2 separate regions of the Homo sapiens genome follow, and region 2 is linked to region 1. The links are chromatin contacts, found by Hi-C or POLR2A ChIA-PET in ENCODE. All regions are on one chromosome and are shown on one strand. The core of a region is the stretch at or near the end of the contact, and the rest is flanking DNA. Distances in the headings are between cores, read along the strand shown. Region 1 overlaps BACH2 (BACH transcriptional regulator 2). Region 2 overlaps CASP8AP2 (caspase 8 associated protein 2).

The links. A loop is a pair of places that touch in the nucleus more often than their neighbours do. ChIA-PET counts read pairs that join two places held with the same protein, here RNA polymerase II (POLR2A). Pooled maps may share reads with other maps.
Region 2: a loop to region 1 is called in a pooled map, with 2.5 times the contacts of the local background. The contact joins two enhancer-like sites. A Hi-C loop is called at or near these places in 2 of 50 pooled maps. POLR2A ChIA-PET finds 5 or more read pairs at or near these places in 4 of 52 experiments (Caco-2, HEK293, WTC11 and 1 more).

What each region holds. Positions count from the first base shown.
Region 1 is chr6:89,924,637-89,930,555 of GRCh38, forward strand. BACH2 (BACH transcriptional regulator 2) reads right to left here. Exons shown (of 9, transcript NM_021813.4): 9 at 1,892-5,919. Among named protein-coding and RNA genes, the nearest start is that of GJA10, 33 kb to the left of the region's middle. RefSeq lists a silencer at 3,174-3,468. Within about 2 kb of position 3,700, at least 2 of the 41 ENCODE cell types and tissues checked have a DNase peak (open chromatin) inside an H3K27ac peak, as active enhancers do.
Region 2 is chr6:89,833,527-89,839,042 of GRCh38, forward strand. All of the region lies in intron 1 of CASP8AP2 (caspase 8 associated protein 2), which reads left to right. Among named protein-coding and RNA genes, the nearest start is that of CASP8AP2, 6.4 kb to the left of the region's middle. Within about 2 kb of position 1,790, at least 6 of the 41 ENCODE cell types and tissues checked have a DNase peak (open chromatin) inside an H3K27ac peak, as active enhancers do.

The sequences.
Region 1 (5,919 bases), core at 2,450-4,949:
CAGGGCCTGGTGTAGAAGGAACCTGTCCTCACTGCCCCAGAGGCAGATACAAATTTCCCATAAGAAGCACATGTAAAGTAGGAAAGAAAATGGCTGCTGTCCACCTGGGGCTGGACAGTGCTTAAAAGCTCTTTTGTAGCCGCGATTCCCAACCTTTTTGGCACCAGGGACTGGTATCGTGGAAGACAAATTTTCCACGGACCAGAGGCAGCGGGGGTGGGGGGATGTTTTCGGGATGACACCGTTCCACCTCAGATCATCAGGCATTAGAGTCTCATAAGGAGCTGCAACCCAGATCCCGCACATGCACCGTTCACAGTAGGGTTCGCGCTCCTATGGGAATCCAGTGCCACCGCTGATGGGGCAGGAGGTGGAGCTCAGGCAGTAATGTTCACTCCCCAGCTGCTCACCTCTTGCTGTGCGGCCTGTTCCTAACAGGTCATGGACCGGAACCAGTCTGCGGCCCAGGGGTCGGGGACGCCTGTTTTGCAGGACGCAACAGCTGGTGAGGTTTATTTTCCTTCAATGCATGACCATTATTTGTATCACAAGAGCAGATGTCAGGGTTGAAGGTGCACATGACCATCAGTTCTAAATTACCAGGTTTTCCCACAGAAAATTTTGGGACTCTGACCCACCTGTTTTTCTCAGAGTGGATTAACTTCACATCTTCAGGCGTAGGTAATCCGCCTCTTGTACCGAAAATGTTATGACTGCGACGTTGTCACAGCAGCACACATTTGCAAAACCCATGACCTGCTCTCAGGAAGCCTTCCTTGACTCCATAGGTGCCCATGGAGACTCGCCCGAGGGAGCAGAACTTGGCAGTTTTTAATTTCCGTTTTCCCATCTGGCGGTCGCATGCACTCCTTGAAGCGTGAATCTCGGCAGCACAGCCCTGCCCTGCCCGGATACCATGCGCATGCACTGGTTACAGCCTCGCTGACAGCTCAGACCCCCCTGCTCTGCTCTAGTGGCTTTCTCTCACCTCCGAGCTCCAGTCCAGTGTTCGCTCATGGTCACTCGACCTGCCCACCATTTGATATCTTGTTTTCTCTTTACATCAAAATCGAAGACATAACTATCAAATACACTTTTAGAATACAACTTTTAAACTGTACAGTCATGCATGGCATAACCATGTTTTGGTCAATGATGGGACGAATATATGACAGCGGTTCCATAAGATTGTAAACCCTATTTTTACTGCAACTTTTCTATGTTAAGATACACAACTACTTACCCTGGTGTTACAATTGCCTACCATATCCAGTACAGTTACATGCTGCACAAGTTTGCAATCTAGGAACATCTAGTCTAGGTGTGTCATAGGCTTTCTCATCTAGGTTGGTGTGGCACACCCTGATGTTCTCACAATAGGAAATTGCGTAAGGATGCATTTCTCACAACGTACCCCCTTCACTAACCAATGCATGACTGTATGGATTCCTCAACCACAATTCTAAACATCTTTCCTTGCAACTCACTGCATCTTGGTGTTGGCTTAATGTTCTTTCTCATTTACTTTCATTTAGTTTTTAAAAAATTCAGCCTATTTTGGATATAATTGCAGATTCACATGCAGTTGCAAGAAATGATACCCATCACCCAGTTTTCTCCCGTGGTAACATTCTGCATAGCGATAGCACAATATCAAAACCGAGAAATTGGGTTTAAAGCCTTTTATCTACTCTCACAGGCACTAGGGATTTTTAAAATTCAGAGTTTAGGAATCACATTAATATTATCCAATTTTAAAGATTCCTAATCAGATTAATCAGGTAGCAAGTAAGGGTCCAAACTAGAGGAAGAGAAATGGCCTCTAGGAAAAAAGATTTCCTGAGGTTTCTCACTCTGTAATTTGGAACATAGGGATCAGAGGCAGAGAAAATCAGTTTACAATGCATAATGATATGTCTTTATTTCATCAACAGAAATGGTGTCTAGACAAAATTCAGTTAACACTAGCAATTCAATTGAGTGAAAACTTTTTTTGCACAATAGTGTATTTACAATGAGTAAATGAAGTTTCAATTCATTAGTTCATAGCAATGCTTTTTTCCCCCAAAAGGTAAAAATTCTTAGTTACAGAGAATAAGCATCAACAGCCTTTCATTTTTTACAATAAAAACCACGAGAAAAACCACAATCACTTAGAAAAAAATAAGGACAAGCCTAAGAACTAGTACAATAAAATGATGCATTGAATTAAATTACATTAATCGCATAGAATCTGTGTAAAAAGTATGTAGAAAAACACCTGATGTAACCTGTTACAGTCGTTGACCAGTTATGAGAGGTACAGAGGGTTATACAGGTAGATATGTGTGAAAACTGTCCGTATTGTTCAACCTGGGGAGGAAGAGAAGAGGGGCTGCAGCCCCTTGCATACACTGAGAAGACCCTGTTTTGAATATGGCCTCTGGAGTTTGTAAGGCATATATTAGAGGTGCACTTGCATCAGACTGGTTCTGGAACAAATTGTCAAATTGTCACAGGCTCTCTTGGCCTCACTAGCAAAGGTGGTGCTTGCCTTGAATGGCTCACTGTGTCTAACAAGCACCTGAAGCTCCCAAATGCATATGGAATCTTCCTGATCACTCACTAGAGGTGCCATGTCTTTATGTCAGAGCGTGAAACGGGCATCCCAGGATTTGCACACACAAAATACATTGTTAGGACTTAAGGGGAGGTCATAGTTCTGCCTCCAAACATGTTTTGGTAGAAGACTGAGCATCCATCTGTAGGAAAACCCCTCTTTGTCCAAGTCCCTTCACTCTTTCGCAACATATGCGTCTGATTATTCCCATGGGAGCACTTGGCACTGAATGTGAGTCTACCTGAAATGAATGGTCTTGGTGCACACTTCTGCTTCTAAGAAGGGCCAGTGTTTTATCTGAGGTCAATAAACTGGAATGAGAATGAAAGTCAGAGCTGTTTATCCATTGCTTGACAGCAAAATGCATACACCGTGTCACAACATTAAATCAAAGCTATGAAAGTTGGCCTCTGCAACCAAGTGGGTATTCTTCACAAAATGGCAGCATCGTTTTCATATTACATTTAAAATGCACTGATATTCATTTGATAGAAATATCATCTCCCAGGGTGGAGTGTAGGAAAATACTATAAACTTTTCTTTGCAAGTAATGTTTTTGCACCGTCAGTTGAATAATTTATGCTCAATCTGCCACAATGAGACTTTTCTATGTACAAATGCTATTTGCACACACTATTTGTGTACAGATATGTTCTGTTCTACAGCATCGGTTTTGGACGCTGGGGTCATGAGATGGCTCAGGCAGTACTATAAACATACACTTTCAACACACAATGCCTCGTGCACACAGATTTCCTGTATGAATACCAACTCCACACAGGGCATTGTATTGTGGACTGACTCACCAGAAATTGCACTTCCAACACAGTCTTCAGTTTGGGGAAGAAACACTAACTCATGATACAACGAACAGCTTTATTCTTAGAAAACAAAAACAAAAACAAAAAACACCTTGTTCTTTAGTCTATTTACAGTCATTTGAGGACCAAACTTGATTCTTGCTCCTTCTGGATCTGAGACTCCTCCTAAACTGTAAGCAATAGTGAAGCAGTTTGAAGTCATTTCTAAGACAGCTCCTAGTTTAAATGGGGCATAATGTAGAGAAGTAGGTAGCCAAATAGGGACTTGAGAAAGCTTTGCAGGCAGCTCTTCCTCATTTTGAGAGGATTATGCTACTCCACAGGATGTCAAGCAGCTTCACGGGACAGGAGTTTTTGGTGTCTTAACAGGCTTATCATTTTCAAACCTTTGTCTGTTCCTTCTTTTTCTTCTTCTTTGATGGCAATCATAAAATATTAAAAGAGAAAATGTGGGTTTAGGCCTCTTGACAACAGCATTAAACTTCACACTGTGCACACTTCACTTTAGCCAGTCCTCTCATGAGTCTTGTCGCTGGTCCTGGCTCCTTTTGAAGGAGTAGTGGCAGTTGGCATACTAATCACTAGACTTTTGTTCCCTTCCTTGGAAAAGCAATGTAAGGATTACATCCCGAATTATAGTGCATCTTAAAAGCAGCAAACCTTTAGAAAGACAGTTAATAAATTACTCGCACAACATTCAGTTGCAGACACACAGAGTCAGGTTTTCCACTGCAGCATCATCTCTGATGCCTGAGTCATTGCTGGGAACTCAGAAGATAAATAGCAGGATGGCCTCGTAACTTTGTCGGTTTTTTTTTTTTTAAAGTTTTTCTAACTGTTTTGTTCCAGAATCAGTATGTAATAAAGTTCGATTTTAATCAAGGCACCCCCAGGTAACGCAGAGAAACAAACACATACAGCAAATCACTCACCTGTCCAAAGCCTGACCAACTTGAAAAGAGGTTGCCTGGATACACAAGCAGGACAAAGGCAGATCCAAGGGGAGGACTGGATTTAGGTGGGATGTTCATTAGTCTCAGGGTCACTCACCTCCACTGGCTCTGCCCCAACAACCATTCCTACCCCAGCCATTTGGAGACCCAAGCAGGCATCCTCCTAAACAGCCCGTGGTTGGAGGGTCTCTTATTTTTGTAAGAAAAGAGCCTTAAGAACAACCAAATGTTACTGTACTGTGCAAACACTCTTCCTTGCTGTTCACTCACTTTTCTTTTTCCTAAAAGGCGTGGGGTTGACAGAGGGATCCCAGGGAAAAGAGACAGGCTAGGTTTTAAAATTCCACTTGAGGCCGTTTGGATTCTGGTCCCCAGCAAGTCCTCCCTTTGAATCAACCCAGAAATAATTTTGACAAGCACATAGTTCTGAATAGGAAAAGACACACACACATCACATGAACAACTGCACGAAGCTAGTCACTGTTCATGGTGGATTATGAATGAAATAACTTGTGAGAAATCTCTATGAAATTGGAAGATGGTTTTTAGAGCAGTGTTTTTAACCAGTTCCCATGGCAGAAGTTAGGTTGGGGGAAGAGGAAGAAAAGCAAGGCAGGGGTGGGTGGGAGGAAGGTGAGGTCTGAGTTAGGGTGGAGAGAAATAAAGAGGCCCCGCCCCTGCTAGAAATGGCTGCCAAACAGGTCTGGGCTACTGAACCACAGAAACCTGAGGAAATGGATGGAATGTGGTCAAGACTACCAGTTGCACATGAGTTGTTACCAGGGTAAACCTCATGCCAAGAAGCTGGGTTGGACCTGGTTATGATATGAGCAGAAAGTGTTCTTTTTTTAAAAGAAGAGGAGAGGTCACTTGGAAAGGCAACAATAGAGTTAAAAAGCAAAATACTGTCAGCTGACTCCACTGTAACACACGCCTGCGAAGTATCACGTGATTCACATTGAGTTTATATTCTCACTGTCACCAGTTTTCCACAAAGGCAAACCTCATGGTGAAGCACAGAACTGTCCTAGTAGGCCAAGAAATTCCAACAACCATAACAAAAACCAGCAGCTCCAACACAGAGCTTTATCAAGATCTGTTTCAGACACACACACACACACACACACACACACACACACACACACACACACACACAAACAAGAAAAAACAAAAACCCAGAGGCAGGTTTTAAAAGTGGAACTGTTTAAAAAGAAAAGCCTTTTTTTTTTTTTTTTTTTTTTTTTTATCCTACTGCATGAACTGACAAATTTCTGGCATTCATACATATTTAAACATTTAGTGCTAATATTTGTACAGAAAAAAGTTAATAATACTAAAACATATGTTACTATGATTTCACTTTTAGCCTACATCATATACTAATTTCCCCTTTTACATGCAGCTTTAATATTGTCCAAACAATGGCACAAATAAAGAAACAAAGTCAACCATCTATTCCCCACTGCCCACCACCCCATCCCCACATCAAACCGTTCAGGACTCTCTTCCCCAGCCGGGCTGGAGTGGCCCTCGGGCTGCTCAGTGA
Region 2 (5,516 bases), core at 540-3,039, 93 kb before region 1:
GGTGGACAGGGGAGACTCAAAATGGCTTAAGCAAAATATCAAAGAAGAGCTAAGTGAAAGTAGAATATTGAGGAAAGAATATTCCCTGCAGAAGCCCTGTGTTGTTTTTTTTTTTTTCGATTTATAAATAGTTTATCCTGTTCACATTATGCAGAATTTCAGTGTCGTTAATCCACAATGTTAGTACGGTAACAGAAACATAAAGGAGAAAAAAGGCAGGTGGGGGGAGGTTCATAGTGTGGCCTGACATAGTCTAAGGGTTCTCTCCTGTAGTATGCATCTCCTGCAGGCAAGTATTAATATCACTTCATTGTTTGAAGGACAGTACACTATCCAGGATTCATTTATTGTTCAGGTGTCTTTTCTAAAGTATGAGAAAACAGGAATAAATTCAATAATGAATATCTGCAATTCAAACCAATTTAACTACAGGTCAGTGGTGTCTTTCTTATCTATTATCACAAACATCCCAGTTGCCTCCATCTAAAAATTTCTTTCAAAAGTTAAGACACAATTAATTATATCTTATTAATTCCCTCAAAAGCAAAAAAAAAAAAAAAGTACCATTCAGCATACAAAAGTTACACATTAAAAGTGTATATATAGGGCTGGGTGCGGTAGTGCACGCCTGTGATCCCAGCACTTTGGGAGGCCGAGGCGGGTGGATCATAAGGTCAGGAGTTCAAGACCAGCCTGGCCAAGATGGTGAAACCCTGTCTCTACTAAAAATACAAAAAATTAGCTGGGCGCGGCAGCAGGCCCCTGTAATCCCAGCTACTGAGGAGGCTGAGGCAGGAGAATCGCTTGAACTCGGAGGGCAGAGGTTGCAGTGAGCAGAGATTGTGCCGCTGCCCTCCAGCCTGGGTGACAGAGTGAGACTCTGTCTCAAAAAAAAAAGTGCATATTTCCTTTTTTTTTTGAGATGGAGTCTCTCTTTGTTGCCCAGGCTGGAGTTCAGTGGCATGATCTCGGCTCACTGCAACCTCCTCCTTTCAGGTTCAAGTGATTCTCCTGCCTCACCCTCCCAAGTAGCTGGGATTACAGGTGTGTGCCACCATGTCTGGCCAATTTTTGTATTTTTAGTAGAGATGGCGTTTCACCGTGTTGGCCAGGCTGGTCTCGAACTCCTGAACAAAGTTGATCTGCCCACCTCGGCTTTCCAAAGTGCTGGGATTACAGGCGTGAGCCACTGCGCCTGGCCTCAAAATTTGTTTTTTATCCTGAAATCAGCAGGAAGCACTGAAGGGCTTTTTGGTGGGGTTTTTTTTGTTTTTTGTTTTTTTTCTTTTGAGACGAAGTCTCCTGTCCCCCAGACTGGAGTGCAGTGGCGTGATCTCGGCTAACTGCAGCCTCCGCCTCCCAGCTTCCAGAAATTCTCCTGCCTCAGCCTTCCAGGTAGCTGGAATTATAGGCATGCGCCACCACGGCTGGCTAATTTTCGTATTTTTAGTAGAGATGACGTAGGCTGGTCTCGAACTCCTGACCTCAGGTGATCTCCTGACCTCAGATGATCACCCACCTCAGGTGATCGCCTGCCTCAGCCTCCCAAAGTGCTAGGATTACAGGCGTGAGCCACCACATCCAGCCTAAGCACTGAAGTGTTTAAGCAGAGTTGGGAACACGATCATGTTTGCATTTTTAAAAGACAACTCATGCTGAGGTTTGAAGAACAATTTGAAATGGGGGAAGACTGTCCATTTGAATACACTTTCCATTAAATCTTGTTGACTACCTCTCAGATCTGTTTTTAGTGTTTTGTGGGTTTTTTGGTTTGGTTTTGAGACAGTCTCGCTCTTTGACCCAGGCTGGAGTGCAGCAGTGCAATCACAGCTCACTGCAGCCTCCGGAAGCATGTGCCACCACACCCAGCTAACTTTTCTTTTTTTTGTAGATATGGAGTCTCACTGTGTTGCCCAGGCTGGTCTTGAACTCCTGGGCATAAGAAGTCCTCCTGCCTCAGCCTCCCAGAATGTTGGGATTACAGGCATGAACCACCGTGCCCAGCCAAGATCTGTTTCTTATTTTTATTTCCACTACTAAGAACTTACAGTGACACCTCGTTGTCTTCTGCTTTGTTTTGGTAGCCTTTTCTATCTCCCTTCCCACTCATATTTTCCAGACTCTTGCCAGAGTTAAACATCTAAGATGCAGATTTGATCATTATATTGCCCTACTTTAAAAACCTTCACTGGTTCCCCCATTCCCTTCTGGATGGAATCCAAGTATCTTAATCACATAATACATCCCCTGACCTTTATTTTTTTTTTTTTGAGAGAGTCTCACTGTCACCTAGGCTGGAGTGCAGTGGCACGATCTTGGCTCACTGCAGCCTCGGGGCCTGTGACTTCCTAAACTTTATTCTCACATTCTGATCTTGCCTTCCCATGTTCTATTCTGTAGGTGTTCACACCCATACTTGATTGTGAACTTATAGACAGATGTGGTGGGGAACAGATGTGGGGAGATCGTGTCAAGAAGTGTTCGCCAATGTGAGCCTAATTTAATTGAACCTTGGGATTTTGGAAACCTTGAGATAGTGAATAATGGAGCTAGAATGGTAGGTGTCAGTCTATGTCAGGATAAGGAAGTTTTTTTTTTTTTTTAATGGAGTCTAGCTGTGTGGCACAACCTCGGCTCACTGCAACCTCCCCTTCCTGGGTTCAAGCAATTCTCCTGCCTCAGCCTCCAGCAGTTGGGACTACAGACATGCACCACCATGCCCAGCTAATTTTTTTGTATTTTTAATAGAGGTAGGGTTTCACCATGTTGGCCACGATGGTCTCGATCTCTTGACCTCGTAATCCACCTGCCTTGGCCTCCCAAAGTGCTGGGATTATAGGCATGAGCCACTGCACCCAGTCAGGATAAGGAATTTGTACTTTATAGAAATTGGGAAGTAACGGAAAGTTTTTGAGCAGGATTGCGGTAGAACTAACCCAGTAGTTGTGCGTAGCATGTATTTGGAGTGGGGAAATAATTAGGTAGCTATAGTGGGGTCCTGAAACAAATCGAAATGGCAAGAATGGGAATAAATGGGAGAAATATTTCAGAGGTAGCATCAGTAAATCAGTAGTCTGTTAGGGAATGTTAGTGCTACTCCAAGAAATTAGAGAAATGAGGAGGTGAGCAGATATGGATGGAAAGATGATCTCTTGTTTTGGACTTGGTGAGTTTGTACCTACAGGAATGTGTTTATTAATGTTAGCATTTGTTTGTTTGTCTGTTTTGAGACAAGGTCTCATTCTGTCACTCAGGCTGGAGTGCAGTGACTTGATCTTTGCTCACAGCAATCTCTGCTTCCTGGTTGTGCTTAAGCAATCCTCCCACCTCAGCCTCCTAAGTATGGTTGGGACTATAGGAGTGTGTCACCACGCCTGGCTAATTTTTGTATTTTTTGTAGAGATGGGATTTCGCCATGTTGCCTGGGCTGGTCTCGAACTCCTGGCCTGAAGTGATCCACCCACCTCGGCCTCCCCACAAAGTGCTGGGCCCACAAAGTGCTGGGATTACAGGTGTGAACCACTGAGCCCTGGCACCCAGCCACTAATTTTTTTTTTTTTGAGACAGTCTTGCTCTGTTGCCCAGGCTGGAGTGCAGTGTGACAATCTCGGCTCACTTCAACCTCCGCCTTCCCCACGCTCAAGCAATTCTTGTGCCTGAGCCTCCTAAGTAGCTGAGATTACTGGTGTGCGTCAGCATACCTGGCTAATTTTTTTTATTTTTAGTAGAGACAGGGTTTTACCGTGTTAGCCAGACTGGTCTTGAACTCCTGACTTCAAATCTGCCCGCCTGCCTAGGCTTCCCAAAGTGCTGGGATTTAGGCATGAGCTACCATACTTGGCCACTAATTGTTTTTTTGTTTGTTTGTTTTTGTTTGTTTGAGACAGAGTCTGGCTCTGTCGCCCAGGCTGGAGTGCAGTGGCACAATCTCAGCTCACTGCAACCTCCGCCTCCCAGGTTCATGCCATTCTCCCGCCTCAGCCTCCCAAGTAGCGGGAACTACAGGCGCCCACCACCACACCCGGCTAATTTTGTTTTTGTATTTTTAGTAGAGATGGGGTTTCACCGTGTTAGCCAGGATGGATGGTCTCGATCTCCTGACCTCGTGATCCGCCTGCCTCAGCCTCCCAAAGTGCTGGGATTACAGGCGTAAGCCACCGTGCCCAGCCCACTAATTGGTTTTTTAATGTTAGACATCCTCACATTTTTGGGATAAATCTCACTTGTCTGTAGTGCTTTTTCGTTTAATATCTTGCTGGATTCAGTTGGTTGATTTTTTTTTCTTTGTGACGGAGTCTCGCTCTGTTGCCCAGGCTGGAGAGTGGTGCAATCTTGGCTCGCTGCAACCTCCATCTCCCAGGTTCAAGCTACTCTCCCGCCTCAGCCTCCTGAGTAGCTGGGATAACAGGTGCGTGCTACCATGGCCACCTAATTTTTGTGTTTTTAATAGAGACGGGGTTTCACCATGTTAACCAGGCTGGTCTCGAATTCCTGACGTCAAGCAATCTACCCACCTTGGCCTCCCAAAGTGCTGGGATGACAGGCCGATTTTTTTTTTTAAGGCTATTTCTGTTTATGTTCATAAGAAAGATTGGCTTGTAGTTGTCTGGTCTTGTAGTTTTTTTGTTTTGCCCTATTCTTGACCAGTTTTTTTGTTTGTTTGTTTTTTGTTGTTTTTTGAGACGGAGTCTCACTGTGTCGCCCAGGCTGGAGTGCCGTGGCGCGATCTCGACTCACTGCAACCTCGGCCTCCCAGGTTCATGCCATTCTCCTGCCTCAGCCTCCCGAGTAGCTGGGACTACAGGTGCCTGCCACCACACCCGGCTAATTTTTTTGTATTTTTAATAGAGAAGGGGTTTCACCGTGTTAGCCAGGATGGCCTCGATCTCCTGACATCATGATCCACCCACCTCGGCCTCCCAAAGTGCTGGGATTACAGGCATGAGCCACTGCGCCCGGCCCAACCAGTTTTGAAATTGAGGTTGTATTCGCCTCAAAAAATTATTTGCTTATTCACAAATAGTTTTTTTCTGTTGTCTGGAACAGATTAACTTTTCATTATTATTATTATTATTTTTAGAGACAGAGTCTCATTATGTTGCCCAGGCTGGTCTTGAACTGGGCTCAAATGATCCTCCCGCCTCAACCTCCCAAAGTGCTGGGATTACAAGCACGAGCCACTGTGCCCGGCCTAACTGTTTTAAAATTTGTGGTGTTTGTGCCTTATTTCTTTTTCTTGATTAGTTTTGCCATAGATATGCTTATTTCTCTTTTGACAGAGCCAACATTTATTTTTATTGATCTTTCTAGTGCTTGTTTATTTTTGTTAGTTTTTGCTGGTTATATTTTTATTTATCTGGGTTTACTTTGTTCTTTTTCTGACTTCTTGAGGTGATTGATGGCCTCATTAATATTTTGTCCTTTCTTCCTATACATTTAGTACTGTAACTTTGCCTTTAAAAGTACTATTTTGGTTTTATCCCATGAATTTTCTGTGTTGTATTCATTGTTATTCA